3 separate regions of the Homo sapiens genome follow, and all the other regions are linked to region 3. The links are chromatin loops, found by intact Hi-C in ENCODE. Cell type or tissue: sigmoid colon. All regions are shown on one strand. Links, peaks and the distances in the headings refer to the core of each region. The heading gives the core; the rest is flanking DNA. Region 1 overlaps SORCS1 (sortilin related VPS10 domain containing receptor 1). Region 2 overlaps SORCS1 (sortilin related VPS10 domain containing receptor 1). Region 3 holds the start of SORCS1 (sortilin related VPS10 domain containing receptor 1).

Evidence for each region. A loop is a pair of places that touch in the nucleus more often than their neighbours do. Peaks named below come from ENCODE experiments on the same cell type or tissue, not always from the same donor. Only the 100,000 strongest peaks of a DNase experiment are listed, where the experiment ranks them.
Region 1: it touches region 3 in a loop (4-fold over the local background); 1 of 110 quality-filtered maps calls a loop at or near these places.
Region 2: it touches region 3 in a loop (3-fold over the local background); 1 of 110 quality-filtered maps calls a loop at or near these places.

What each region holds. Positions count from the first base shown.
Region 1 is chr10:106,702,756-106,707,649 of GRCh38, forward strand. SORCS1 (sortilin related VPS10 domain containing receptor 1) reads right to left here. Exons shown (of 26, transcript NM_052918.5): 8 at 3,790-3,879. Among named protein-coding and RNA genes, the nearest start is that of SORCS1, 460 kb to the right of the region's middle. In sigmoid colon, for the core only: CTCF peaks have their summits at 2,982 (motif pointing right) and 3,186; a DNase peak (open chromatin) is centred at 3,016.
Region 2 is chr10:106,895,502-106,900,395 of GRCh38, forward strand. All of the region lies in intron 2 of SORCS1 (sortilin related VPS10 domain containing receptor 1), which reads right to left. Among named protein-coding and RNA genes, the nearest start is that of SORCS1, 270 kb to the right of the region's middle. In sigmoid colon, for the core only: no CTCF peak of the experiment used is centred there; a DNase peak (open chromatin) is centred at 2,450; H3K27ac peaks cover 758 bases.
Region 3 is chr10:107,162,505-107,167,398 of GRCh38, forward strand. SORCS1 (sortilin related VPS10 domain containing receptor 1) reads right to left here and starts at 2,202. Exons shown (of 26, transcript NM_052918.5): 1 at 1,465-2,202. The coding sequence starts at 2,022. RefSeq lists a silencer at 1,918-2,111. In sigmoid colon, for the core only: no CTCF peak of the experiment used is centred there; DNase peaks (open chromatin) are centred at 687, 1,690 and 2,237; H3K4me3 peaks cover 2,609 bases; H3K27me3 peaks cover 2,679 bases.

The sequences.
Region 1 (4,894 bases), core at 553-4,552, 460 kb before region 3:
TGGGAGAAATGCGCTTTTTCTCCCAATGTGGCACTTTATGTTGAATGCTTTAACCGAATCACAGAATTTGAGAGCAAGGTGTGATCTTACAGATTTTGTATTGAAGCATTTTCTAAAGTCTGCTCCATAGGACGACAATGTTGTTAGGATTTTAGTAGACTTGAAAAGGAGGAAGGGATCCTTTGGTAAAACATATTAATTAATGGTGAATTAAAGAGCTTTCTTGCTTATTGGATGTTCTAAACCTTCAACACACCAGTGAGCTACTGTTACTCTCTAGGCAAGAAACACAGAATGAAGTTTATTCCTTTTTTCAGACATATTTGACCACACAACCAAATTCTCAGGAAGGATTACTAAGGACATTTTATTCTAAGTAACACATATGAGAAAATATTGTTGTGAATCTAAGCTCCTTATTTAAAAAAAAAAAAAATAAAGAAAAGAGACATTGACAAACCAGCCCAAGGTTTCAAAGCAAGTTAGTGACAGATCTGGGTCCCTAATCCAGGTCTCCTGCTGCAAATCAAGCAGCCTTCACATCACCTGCATCCTGGTCCACATCGATCTTCCACCACGGAGACAACTAGATCCATACTAATAATAATATTACCTTGCTTTTATAGAGTATCTGTCCTCCAAAATGCTCAAAGCACTTTCGTATGTATTGCCTCATTTATCTCACTTGAGTAGCTCAGAATGGGTTCCCAGCAAGTTAAAAGAAGGAAAACTCATTACTTTCCCCTGTCTGGAGGGCCACATGCTCTTAATGGCAATGGCAATATTAAAATCTCCCTACCCACTGTCATTCTTTACTATTAGTAAATATTTTTTTGAGCACAGCTCAGGGTGACTATGATCTTTCAGGAGTTGATACAATGGTAGTGGGTGATTAAAGAAAATTGAGCATAAAAGTGCTGGTTTGTCTCAATTCCTTTGGTCGGCATGAAGCTTTGTTCATTTCCAGTTGCACCAGCCCTGACAGGCCATGAAATATATGCACCTTTGTTGCAGATCATTCCACCCAAGCTGGGGTTTCTTTTTGAAGGTATAATGGGATTGTAATAAAGAATCTCATTGCCTTAAATAATAAACATCCACCCGGACTAAATAATACATTCATCTGCTGTACTAGCCCCTATTTTTTCTGGGAACAAGCTAAATTAATCACTGCATTCTACCCTCAGAACCCAGATAAGACTGAGTAATGGAACATGCTCTTCTGGGAGAACAGGAGGAAGAAGACAGATGCAAATTTGGGTTCAAAGTAAAACTTTTTCCTTCCATATTGGCTAGATGCCACTGCGGGCAACTGTCAGCAGTGATCTGTGTGATGGCTATGAACAAGCAATGCAAAGTATCTGTTTCCCAAACCTCCAGCAATGAGTCTACAAACATTTCTTTGATTTTAAACTATGATTTCTGGGGCTCCTTAAGTCAATGGGATTTTCTTCTTAATGCCCCTGACAGTATATGGAATTTTGATGGGGTGATGATGCTATGTTTTAATAACAGAAGCTATTAATTTACTAAGAAAGTATAATATAAAAAAGTACTACCTTGAGAGTCAGGAGACTTGAGTTCTAGCCTCAATTATGCTACAAATAGCATTTGATTTCCACCAAAACTTATGTCACTTAACGAGTTTATTACCGGCCAGGCTCAGTGGCTCACACCTGTAATCCCACCACTTTGGGAGGCCAAGGCAGGCGGATCACGAGGTCAGGAGTTCAAGACCAGCCTGACCAATATGGTGAAAGTCTGTCTCCGCTAAAAATACAAAAATTAGCCAGGCTTGGTGGCACGCTCCTGTAGTCCCAGCTACTCGGGAGGCTGAGGCAGGAGAATCGCTTGAACCCGGGAGGTGGAGGTTGCAGTGAGCCAAGACTGCGCCACTGCACTCCAGCCTGGGTGACAGAGCGAGATTGTGTCTCAAAAACAAAACAAAACAAAAACAAAAACAAAAACAAAAAACAGTTTATTCCCAAGAGTGCGCATAAGATGAGGATATGGTCTCCATTTCCACATCCCCCTTGAACAACAGCAGCATGTCATTACATTGAGGATAATTCTTTTTTTAAGGTGCAAATCCTGCAAGTCAACTACTTCATTTATTAGTCAATCAAAGAAACAACAATTTATTTCAATGCTCAAGAGGAAAAAAACAAAACAAAACCTGGCTCTGTTGTATTTATTGAGTTAACATGTTCATTTCTCTGACAGACCTTCCTAAGAGATTATCAGAGGTAATTTGAACAACACTCAGTTTTCCTTTTACATAGTGATGTTATCCAATTCTCATCTAAGGCACAACTTAAGTGTTGTAAATTCTTGTCTTACTGGAGAAAAAAAAAACAAACACTTAAGCCAAATCAAGAACAACAAGAACTTAAATGTATCCATACACAGACATACATACAGTTCTGGATAATTACCACAGTCATTAATCTCTCAGCAGCTGAAAATAACAACCACGAACATAGCTATAGTTCTTTCAAGTTAATAGTGCAACTCAGTGTGTGTTATTACCTCTAATGGGCTGAGGCTTACATCCCACCTTTCACTACGTTAGGGTGAGGGAAGGGTGGTAGCCAAGAAAGAGAATTCATCCTGGAGAAACCAGAACAATCTGTTACCACTGGCTCTCCCGGGAGAGGAGGCGTGCTGTGTCCTTGTGTTATGTCTATTATATGACTTCCTGGGCAGCTATCTGGTGTTGGTTCAAGACAACATACGACAAAGTGATGGATGAAAATATAAGAGAAAGAGGCATGGCAACTCAATTAAAAAAAGTTAGGTATGTTCTTTGTGCAACCCAAAGGCTTCAAAGTTGAGCTATAACTCTCTTTAAACCTGCATAGTCCCTTTCTTATAGCCACATGCATCTCCCTTGCTCTAAGATTAAGGCACAGTACATTTACAGTTCCTAGTCACTTCAAATACATCACGATGGCAGCAAGATCGCAAATACACAGCTCTGAGCTCCCGAGTCAGTTTGACCTCCACTAGGTGGCGCTCCATATTAACGCAGTTCTTCAGCACTTCTGGAAAGACAGCCTGGGGATGTCAACAGTTGAGGGTCTTTAACTTTTGTTTGCCTCTGTTTTCCAAAGGATATGCCTTTGGGGAAGTCTAAAAAATTAGCTGCGACTCAGAACTCTAAAGACAACCAGTCTCATAAGTTTACAGGGAGCTGACTGGCTGAGAAAGCAAAGGCTGGTGCCACGTCACGGCATCACTGCTCAGTAAACAACTGATAATCAAATGGGACAGAAATGGACGGCAGCTGTTGCACTGATACATAACACATCCAAAAAATATTTTCTGTCTTGTTAGAAAACCAATACATATGGCTTGAAAATCTTTACTATTGAAAAGCAAATCAATTATTAAAATTCATATGAATGTTCCTATAGCAACAATCTCAGAGACAGAGAAGAAAGAAAGAAAGAAAAAAGAAAGAAAGAGAAAAAGAGAAAGTAAGATGAAAGAAAGAAAAAGAGAAAGAGAAAAAAAGAAAGTAAGATGAAGGAGAAAGAGAAAGAAAGAAAGAAGGAAAGAAAGAAAGGAAGAGAGAGAGAGAAAGGAAGGGAGGGAGGGAGGAAACAAGAGGAGGGTAATAGGACTGACCAAAGAGACAGTAAGGCAGAGCAAACTTGGGAAACAGAGATGAGAGATGTAAAGAAAACATGACTATGAGAGGCTGAAAGAGTCCTTGGGAAAGGGATGGAGGCTGGCTTCTGTGAATGAGAGTCAAGAGTGAAATGAAGAAAGTGATTTAGGCCATACCTTGGGCAAAGCATATTTCGGAAGCTTCATTTGGGCAAATGCATTCCTTCGGTAGGACACGTAGTAATGTGGCCGCCCTCCTGATGTCAGCTGGATCATAAAAACAAGACTGTAAGAAGCTCGAGCTACTGTAACAGGCACAGGTCACAGAACAGTCACCTGAATGGAAGGAGGAAGCTTCCAACACAACAAATGGCATTAATGTCTATTGCGGACAAGTGTAAAGAATTGGCCTTCAGTTCAAACACAACTTATAAAGACATATGAGCTGGTCAGCGGCCCAAACTGAACCTACTGGACAAAAATACAATTCTTAAGTTTGCACTGTGACTCAGATGCCAGAAAACATTTTGAGTTATTTTTTTCAAATGGGGTACATTGGCTGATTGCCATCACCAGCCCAGGTCTCTAGACCCAAGTCTATGACCCTACAAGTAGGTCCCTGTGCCATATCAGAATGAAATGGCCCAACCCAAACAGTGGCAGAGCTGGAGGCTCACATCTCTGGGCACTGAATTCCAGTTTGATGGTGTTACACTGATGATTATGGGCACATGGCACAGACAGGAGTGCTGGCATATTAGATGGAAAACCAGGCTAGGATTGGTGTCCAAATTCAATCTAGGTCTCTTCTATTTAATTTAATTTTTTTTTTTTTTTTGAGATGAAGTTTCACTGCTGTTACCCAGGCTGGAGTACAATGGCACTATCTCGGCTCACTGCAACCTCCGCCTCCCAGGTTCAAGTGATTCTCCTGCCTTAGCCTCCAGAGTATCTAGGATTACAAGCCCTTGCCACCACACCTGGCTATGTTTTGTATTCTTTTAGTAGAGATGGTGGGGGGGAGGGTTTCACCATGTTGCCCAAGCTGGTCTCGAACTCCTGACCTCAGGTGATCTGCCCGCCTCGGCCTCCCAAAATGCTGGGATTACAGGCATGACCCACTGTGCCCAGCCTTTTTGAAAAAATTTTTAAAGCTAAATCTCACTCTATTGCCCAGGGCTAGAGTGCAGTGGCACAATCATAGCTCATGCACCCTTCAACTCCTGGGCTCAAGTGATCCTCCCCAGGAGCTGAGACTACAAGCAGGTGCCACCACAGCCAG
Region 2 (4,894 bases), core at 323-4,322, 270 kb before region 3:
TTGGGAGGCTGAGGCAGGTGAATCGCTTGAACCCAGGAGGAAGAGGTTGCAGTGAGCTAAGATTGTGCTACCGCACTCCAGCCTGGGAGACACAGTAAGACTCTGTCTCAAAAATACTACTACTAATAATAAAATAAATTGGAGAGGATGTGGAGAAACTGGAACACTTGCATAATGTTGGTGAGACTACAAAACGGTACAACCACTATGGAAAATGGTATGGAGGTTCCTTAAAAAATTAAAAATAGAATTGCCATTTGATCCAGTAATCCCACTCTTAGGTGTATGTCCAAACAGAGTCTCAAAGGGATATTTGCATGCCCACGTTTATAGCAACAATAGCCAACAATAGCCAACAATAGCAACTCAACTACTCACTGATGAATGGACAAAATGTTATCATACATATACATATATGTGTACACAAACATATATATATGTGTGTGTGTGTATATATATATATGCCTACATACATATAATATTTAGCCTTACAAAGGAAGAAAATTCTGAAACATGTTAGAACATAGATGGAACTTGGCGACATTATGCTAAGTGAAATAAGCCAGTTACACAAACACAAACACTGTATGATTCTACTTACATGAGGTATCTAAAGTAGTCAAATTCATAGAAATGAAAAGTAGAGGCCGGGTGCAGTGGCTCATGCCTGTATTCCTAGCACTTTGGGAGGCCAAGGCGGGTGGATCACCTGAAGTCAGGAGTTTGAGACCAGCCTGACCAACATGGTGAAACCTCATCTCTACTAAAAATATAGAAAGTAGCTCAGTGTGGTGGCAGATGCCTGTGATCCTAGCTACTCAGGAGGCTGAGGCACGAGAATTGCTTGAACCCAGGAGACAGGGGTTGCAGTGAGCCAAGATTGCGCCACTGCACTCCAGCCTGGGTGACAGAGTGAGACTTTGTCTCAAAAAAAAAAAAAAAAAAAGAAATGAAAAGTAGAATAGTGGCTCCTAGGGATTAGGGGTAGGGGAGAAAAGACAGTTACTTAATGGATACAGAGTTTGAAATTTACAAGATGAAAATTTTTTTAAGATCTGCTTCAAAACAATGTGAATATATGTAACACTAGTGAATTGTACAGTTAGAAATGGATAAGATGGAATTAAGATGGTTAATTTTAGGTTATATGTTTTTTACATTGTTTTACAAAACAGATTAAAATGAACTTTGACACACTAGATCCACTCTCCCTGGAAACTTTCCCCAACTAAAGCACCAACCCATAACATATTACAAATATTAACACTTTATATAACTGAAGCTCAGTGTTAGAGTTCACAGGGAGAGATGAAATGACTCAAGGTCACAGGTTCAGATGTTCTGACACATTACTCACTCCATTTCCATAATCTATGCACCAAATACTGTTTTTTTTTTTTTTTTTTTGAGATGGAGTCTTGCTCTGTCTCCCAGGCTGGAGTGCAGTGGTGCAATCTCGGCTCACTGCAAGCTCCACCTCCCGGGTTCACGCCATTCTCCTGCCTCAGCCTCCCGAGTAGCTGGGACTACAGGCGCCTGCCACCGCGCCCGGCTAATTTTTTTGTATTTTTTTAGTAGAGACGGGGTTTCACTGTGGTCTTGATCTCCTGACCTCGTGATCCGCCCACCTCGGCCTCCCAAAGTGCTGGGATTACAGGCATGAGCCACCTCGCCTGGCCTGTTTTGTTTGTTTTTTAAAGGCAGGGTCTTGCTCTGTTGCCCAGGCTGGAGTGCAGTGGTGTCATCACAGTTCTCTAGACTCAAGCAATCCTCCTGCCTCAACCTCCCAAAGTGCTGTGATTACAGGCATAAGCCACCATACCTGGCCCCCAAAACTGTTTATGTGCATTGGTCCAGAAATGACAAAGGTTTTTAGAATTTATTGTCCATGATCAATTTGCTGTTGCCTTTTAGGATCCTCTATCTTTCAGCTTATCCTTAATGTGTGTCCTACATTAAAAAAAAGATATACCTTTTCTATTCACTTCTCCTTGGCCTGACATCTTAATATTTTACAATCCCATCATAAAAACATCAGCTTTTGTGGTTGGGTTTTTCCAACACCTCCATACCATTTCCACACTGGAAATTCACCTCTGGGTATCTGTGTGTGTACATGTATGTGTGCTTGTGTATGTGACTCAAAAGCCATTATTCCTTCCCAACACTCAAATTTCCTTTCAGGAAATTAACCTCTCTATCACTAAAAAAAAAAATGTCATGAATAGGGGCCAGAACTAAAGGGGCCAAAATCCTTGTCCTTCCACTATGCAGAGCCACAGAGTGAGACTGTAACCAACGCTTAGTCAATGGTACACGTGAGCTCAGGACTTTGAACTTTGAGAAACATAAGAATGGAACAAACATTCGGTGTCTAGGCATTTGCTAAACAGCATCCTGACTTGTTAAGGTTCCTATTTTTCAGTCCTCTGGTGCAGCCTTGGCCACTGGCCATTCCTTCGCTGGGACCCATGGCGATTCTGTAAACATCAGTTATCCTGCAGATAAATTCCCCTTCAGTGAAAACAGCCAGAGTGGATTGTTGTTGCTTTCAACTGGAAAACATTGCCTGACGATGTTTATTTCCACAGCTCTTTCAAAAGAGCAATGCCGTGGTTGTAATCTCAAGCTCTTAGGGCAATGTGAAATCCCCTTATTCTCCTGGTTCTATATGGAAAGGTTTTGAAACTGTCTCCATGTTTCTAATTCCAGTCTTGTCATTTTGCTCTTCAGATTTCTTTAAACCCATGCTGATCAGATACTGTTCTGCCCAATGATGTCCTAAAAACATCTATTAAAATAAACCCACTTACAGCAGAGCCTGCTAATCACCCTCCCACCTAATTAGATGTCTGACAGCCAACATCGGCAGGACTGCTGTCCTTCTGCTGGGCTTTCTATGCAGGAGTTTTACAGGTACATTAGGAACCAGTTAACCACCTGTGTCATAATCTTCTTCCTCTGTTTACTCACGAAAAGAGAACCATTTCAACCATTCCGAAATGAGCATGGCACTGGAAACCTCCCAGCATCAAACAAATGGCCACTGTCACTGATCAAAAGATAATTTTTGCGTAGGGGGTCAGGGGTAGCTGTCAGGGTGCAAATCTAGGATACGCTGCTGAGAAGATGTAGGTGGTGTGGCTGACAGCAGCTGGAGCCAGACTTGTGGGGGAGTGGAAGACACAGGGCTGCCAGCCTGATTATATCATTCTCCTTATTCCCTCTTGGGTTTTCCTTATTTTTTCCCAAAGAAATAGCTCCTAATTGTAATGATCAATTCTGATGGTTCTTTTTCCATTCCAAGCCATTCATTGTTGCCTTTATCTTTATTATCTCCTTTTCCCACAAACCCAAAGGCCCATTTATTTATATTCTGTCCCCAGCTCCTAAGTAAAGGAACTCACTGCCTGGTCTTGACTTCTTTGGTCAGAATAGTGCTGGGTTTTGGCCTAATTTCTTTCTCTAGTTTATAGATTAATTGATTTTAGATTTACATGGTCCTTAGTGGTTTACCAGGTGGATTCTTACTCCATAAATCATTCATTTCTCAAAATAATCTTTCCAGGTAGTGAAGGACCCATTCCAAAGTCCTACCAGTAGAACGTGGTAGTGCTGAGAACACAGAACCAAGCCATATTTTTTTCTGTAATAGTTATAAGCCAACCCTATTCTAACACATTTGCTCTTCCTGTCAGTCACATGAACCCAAGTGGCAGCCATGAAGTTCCCTCTCTGAATTCCTCACTAAGCCCTGGGGATTTAACAATATGGGTTTGGCAAGAAAAGTAAAACATTCTCTATGTAGACTGAGAACTAAACTAGGCATTAATAGGAGAAGAGTAAGGGAAGGAATGGTGGATCCTAAAGAAAGATAAATAAGCAACATCCTGCCCTATTACATGTCCCAGTCCTCTCCCCTCAAAAGCGTCCAACTCTCTCTCCAGCACCCCATGTGGATAAGCTGCGGGACTATGAAGTCAGTTGTCTAGTCTGAAGTTCTAAAAATCATCCAGGGCTGCGCCATCTCACTTACTTCCTTTTCATTCCACCTGTTTACTATTACTTAAATCCATCCTGCCACCAGGGCTTTTTTTTTTTTTTTTTTTTTGTCCAAAATTTTTACAGTAGCCTCTGAACTGGTCTCTATGCTTCCAGGGCTGCATTTCCACAAAGTATCTTCCAAATGTCCCTCGAAGATCTTTCTGTGTAGAGTCTTTTAATGACTCCCAAGGGCTTTCAAGATAGATTCAAAATCCCTTAACTTCCTTCATAAGTTCCTGGCACCAGCATGGATCTTTAGATTCAACAATTACCACTTGCCCAAATGAATGCTTCCTTCCAAGTATACAGGGTTACATGTAAATAGCAGAATAAGCCATGTTATTTCACTATTCCATCCTTTTGCACTCTTCCTCTCTATATATTATATACGTATATGTATGTGTGTATGTACATACACACACACATATTTTTTTCCTCCATGAGATGTCCATCTCTTCCTTCTCTGCAAGGCTATTACCTACTCCTCAAACCTCAGAAAAGAAGCTCAAGGGACATCTCCCTTGGGACCATCCTTCCCAAACCGCACACTAAATAGGCATATTTTCCGTCAAGAATTCTCATGATTGCTCTTCCTATGAATTTTCATTACATCCTGTTTTTGCATTTGAAACAGTGAACGCTTACCACACTGTTGGCTTACTTCTCTGTTTGTAAAAACAAAAGTATGAGCTACTTGAGTTCAGAGCCCATGTCTCAGCCATTATATCCCCGGTACCTTTCCCTGTGTCTGGTAACAATGCCTGTTTAATAGAATTGAAATCAAAAGCTATATTGCTTTTGATTATACAGTATACAATGTCCACTTATATCCTATTAATAGCCCTACTGC
Region 3 (4,894 bases), core at 632-4,631:
AGCTTCATTTATTTGATCAAACCACTCCTGAGAACCATATAAAATCACAGACTCTGTCATGAAGGAGGAATTGTAGGGAAAACCCTGCTACTACTCTCAGGACAGATACATCAATGCTAAATATTATCTATCATGATGTGCCTTAATACAATTTATATCTGTGTACCCAAGGAATTCATGATGACAGATTAGTATTTTAAAATGTTCACAACTCTCATTAAAAAGCTGACAATGAGCACAACTCACTAAAGTGGCACTTCTCTGGGAAGGTTTCTGGGAATTACATCACAACAGAAAACGTTTTGAAAGGTTCCAGACTGCGTAAATTGTGCATATTACAAACACTACAATCTCAATTACCTGGTTGAAGCTGTAAAACTTGAAATTTTTTTCCCCCATTTTACCCATCCTTGGTTGTTATGTTCTTGTCTATGTCTGGAGAAGTTTCCACACTTTAAAATCACTTTTAGTTATTACAATCAAAGCTGGTTCTCTACTATTTCAACTCACTGAAGTTTCTAGGTTCAATTTAAACAGGAATAGCTCCCTCAGATTGCAGACATGCAAGCTTTTCTGAAAATCTAAAACCTTTCCTGATAGGACCAAAGCTCATGGACTTGCATCCTAAGTCCCCTGGAATCCAGCCTCCTGGAATTGAGCAATCCCTTTCCTGCCTTCATAAAGGGAATGTTAAGTCTTTATTTGTGCTCTTCATTAGAGGAGGTCAGGCAATGGGGGAGAACAGGGAGTTGTTGTCACTGGGATATATCTGATCTTCCTGGGACTGACCATGCCAGAGAACAACCGCTCATTCACGGGCTGGAAAGCCCCAGTTCTCAAAACACCCTCGCTTAGCGCTGTTAGAAGATGCTGGAGAGTTCCTGCCCTGAAACTTGCATCCACTTGGTCCCTAAAGCAGAGGATACACTAAAGAACACCTTATATACTCTCCACTGCAGTTCTCCCTTGTGGAGAAGAAGGGGTTAGGAGCTCCGCATGAAATTAAAATAAAATAAAATAAAACGCCTACATATATGGGTCTTCTTAATCTTCTTTGAGCCAGTACATAGGTCTGGCAAGTAAAGGGAAAGTCACTTGAGGGGATGTCAGCTTGCCTGGAAATTTAACCCTTTCATCTCTGTATTAGGAGAACTTTAACCCCTCTGTTTACCTGGTCTTCAGTTCCACACACCAATGCGACCAAGGCAACAGGAAATAGGGATTTGACTCCTCAGTTTGAAGCTGTGGCATTTGGAGAGGACTCTGATGGTGTTGGTGGGAGAGATGGGGAGGTTGGTCTCCTAGTAGGTGATGTTAACTCTTGGGGGAAGTGGGCAGAGACCAGTTTGCAGCATCTCCCATGTCCAGAAACCCTATTTCCCCCCAATTCTCCATCAGATCACACAGCCGACTTTAACCCTTTCCATCTTTCCACCCCTTTACCCTCAGTCCCATTCTACTCACGCTGCTGTTGTGGCCAGACCAGTGGACCATGGCTTGGTTGTGTGCTGAGTCTCCCGTCAGCGCAAACGTGGTGCTGGTCAGTCTCAGCTCCTCCATCCGGAAGCGGGTGGCTTTGTCCGGGTCCCGCTCCCGAGTCCCAGGCTCCTGCTGCCCTCCATCTCTTAGCACTCCCCGGGGGCTCCGACTCGCGCCCTCTCCCCGTTCTGCCTTCTCCTGATCCGCTCCGCTCCGTCTCCTCCGGCCGGAGCGTGCAGCAACCGCCATGGATGCCCCAGTGCCCCGAGCCCGCTCCAGGGATAGCGCTCGGTCCCCGGGGGCCACTGAGAACAGGGGACGCACTACGAGGGGCAGGGGCGTGGCAGGAGCCCTGCCTGGCCGCCCCTGGTGGGAAAAGCCCCTAGGGGTCGAGGCCGAGCGTGGAGCGGAGCTGGGGTGCGGCGAGGGGCAGCAGGAGCCGCCGCCGCAGACGCCCGGGGCGCAGAGGATCAAGAGCCCCGCGCCGGCGAGGAGCGCGCTCAGCCGGGCTTGGGAGCCGCCGCCGGCGCCAACTTTTCCCATCGCGGGAGCGAAGAGCAGCGGAGAGAGGGGTCCCAGAACGAAGGTGGCGGCACGAGCTCTGCGCTGGCGGCTGTGGGGGGCCGGCGCTCAGGACCCCAACTCCATCCAAGTTGCGCCGCGGTGGGGGCGGGCGGAGGCGGCGCCGGGCAGGTGGCGGCCGCTTGCCCGGGCTGGGCTTGTGCCGAGCGCGGGTCCGGACGGAGCGAGCCGCCGCCGCGCGGGGGTGGAGCTGAGCTGAAGTCACTGGCGGAGCGGGCGCGGGCGCTGGCGGGCGACGCGGGAGGGAGGGCAGGCGCTGCCGGGACTCCGGGCGCCGCGTCCCGCGGCCGAGCTGCGCTGCGCACCGGGTCTCCGGGCGCTGGAGGCGCCGCCGGCGACCTCCCCTCGGCCTCGCAGGCGCTGCCGCCGCCTCTCCCCGCCGCCCACTCTGCGCCCCCGCGGCCGCGGGTCCCGGCGCTGAGTCCGCGCACCCTGCCCGCGGGGGCGGTCGACCCCGGGCTCCCGGAGCAGTCGATGTGTCGGGAGCTTCCTATTCCTGCTTTATTGTTTCTATGAGTCTATGTTGCTGTTTCCTTTTTTCTCCGTCTTTCTGGTCTTTTCTAGTTGAGGAGATAGGGATGGGTGGGCTTCTGCTCCTTCCCTCTCTTATGCTTCCTGAGTTGGCATCTTGACCTTACCCGCAGCAGAGCCTGTGTGTCCCAGCCTGGGGGGAGATCCCGGAAAGGCAGCAGCAGAGAGTGATGTAATTAAATGATCTCGTGTGTGAGTGTGTGTGTGTGTGTGTGTGTGTGTGTGTTAGTTTGGGGGATTTTTTTTCCCATCAATTTTAACGCTTAGATTTCTCTCCTAACCTCCTAAAGCATTCACTGAATTTGAACCCAATCTTCCTGCATGCAATCATATTTAAGAAAACGCTTTCCACTACGCGTTTTTTAAGCGTATATATCTTGGTTTCCCTAAGAGACTGCAAACTCATTGAGGACAGGAAGATCAAATTTCGAGCAACTTGGAGGAAGTGACCTGTTTTTTGTTTACCATTTTCCTCAGTACGTGGCACAGTACCCTACATGGGAGGAAATCTGCCAGTCATTAGTTCAATAAATATTTATTGTGAGTCTAATGCATATCTGCATAACAAATAAATACAGGAAAGGAGGCACAGTACTTATAGTTATTCTGTGTCACTTGGTGCCTGGCCCAGTGCTACTGCCACATGCTTTGAGATCCCTAATAGCAAGTCTGTGATGGTGCTCTGCCACTGGTTTGCTTTGGGACCTCAGACAAATCACAATCTGTCAGCTTCCTAAGCTTTAAAATTAAATGGTCACATTAGATGACCTTTAAAATCCCTTCCGCTCCTAAAATTCTATAATTGTATGATTATAGTATCTGCCCAGCCTAGCACCCTGCTACTATTCGTAAGTTCAGATGAAGATTTATAGCAGGTGAATGGGCTTTGAAAACGGCAAAGGATTTCTCAAAATCCAATCCTTTTTAAAGTAGACAGTTTGCTTCTAAGGGTTGAAATGGTTTCAGATTTCTTTGCAGTCTTCATATACGTAATATTCTCTTAGGTACATGTTATTACATTATTTAATGAATATTTACTGATTGAATAAATGAATGACACAACAAAATAGTACCGATTCCAGTTTCTAGTTACATTTTTGTTCATTTTCATACTAGAATAATAACCTCACTGAAAAATCTGTATACCGTGTTTGCGATGAGGCCAAGTTCAAAGTAATACAGAGTGATAATTACTCTTCAATTAATGAAATTCTTTCTAATGTCCAAGAAAACGTCTGTTATATCAATCCAATCCAGAGAGGTGTTGTAAAATATCGGCCTAAGTTCTTGTTCTTACGACCAGCGCAGAAAAAGTGCAAATGCAAGGAGGGCAGGCTTCTCAGCCATTAAACTTGAGTACCTAAAAGGACCTAAAAGAGTGTCCTGTTTGTCGTTAAAGAAGAAATACAAGCAAAAGCTCCTTTATGCCTGAATCCTCCAAAACAGAAAGGCTGTCTGGCAGGCTATGGCCTCTAGATGGAGGAGAGGAGAGCCAGAGGTCCTCTCTCCTCCTCAAATTGCAAATGTTCTTTGTCAAAACCCAGAGCGGTAGTTTTTTCTTTCCTCAGAAAGGTTTTTAGAGCTTTGCAGGATCATTTACTTAATGACTTCTTTCTATGCCCTGCTAACCTCCTTTCCAGTCTGGATAAGTACATGGGAATTCCTCCAAGAAAGGAAAAGCAGATTAAAGAATCAGAACCCAAATAAATTATCATCCAAATATAGGCTGGAAGAAGCAAAATGGAAAAGAAGACATTAGTGGATTCAGATTTCCTGGCTTTAGTCTATCATTGCCCTACCACCATTTATGTTATTTTGGTTTCAAAATGGAAGCGCTTCCTGAAGAATGCTCGTACAAGTAGAGTAGATTTTTCCTTCCCAGAATTTACAACCTCTTTTCAAACACACCTGTCAGAATGATCCCTTTAAAATGAAAGCATTTGCAGTCCATTTGCTGGGAGTTCATAGAGAGCAGGCAAGTTTTTAATGCCTGATTTTAATTATTCATTTGAGACAGAAGTTACACAAGTGTGGATGACATTGGCTGCAAGCCGTATTGTTCATATGTAGATAGATGGATTCATTTTATTTCTTATGGCTCTGCTCCCCGTTTACTTTTGCCAACAAACAGAAGCGGAAAGTACCAGTAATTTCCTAAATTATTCCCCTTATCTAGAAGACTCCAATAAATAGGCTAATCATGGAGGGGAGTCTATTTCAAGATGTTTTCAATCCAACAACCCACTAAGCAATCCAATAGATTTTTATTAATATAATATAATAAGAATGAGTCATTTGTTAG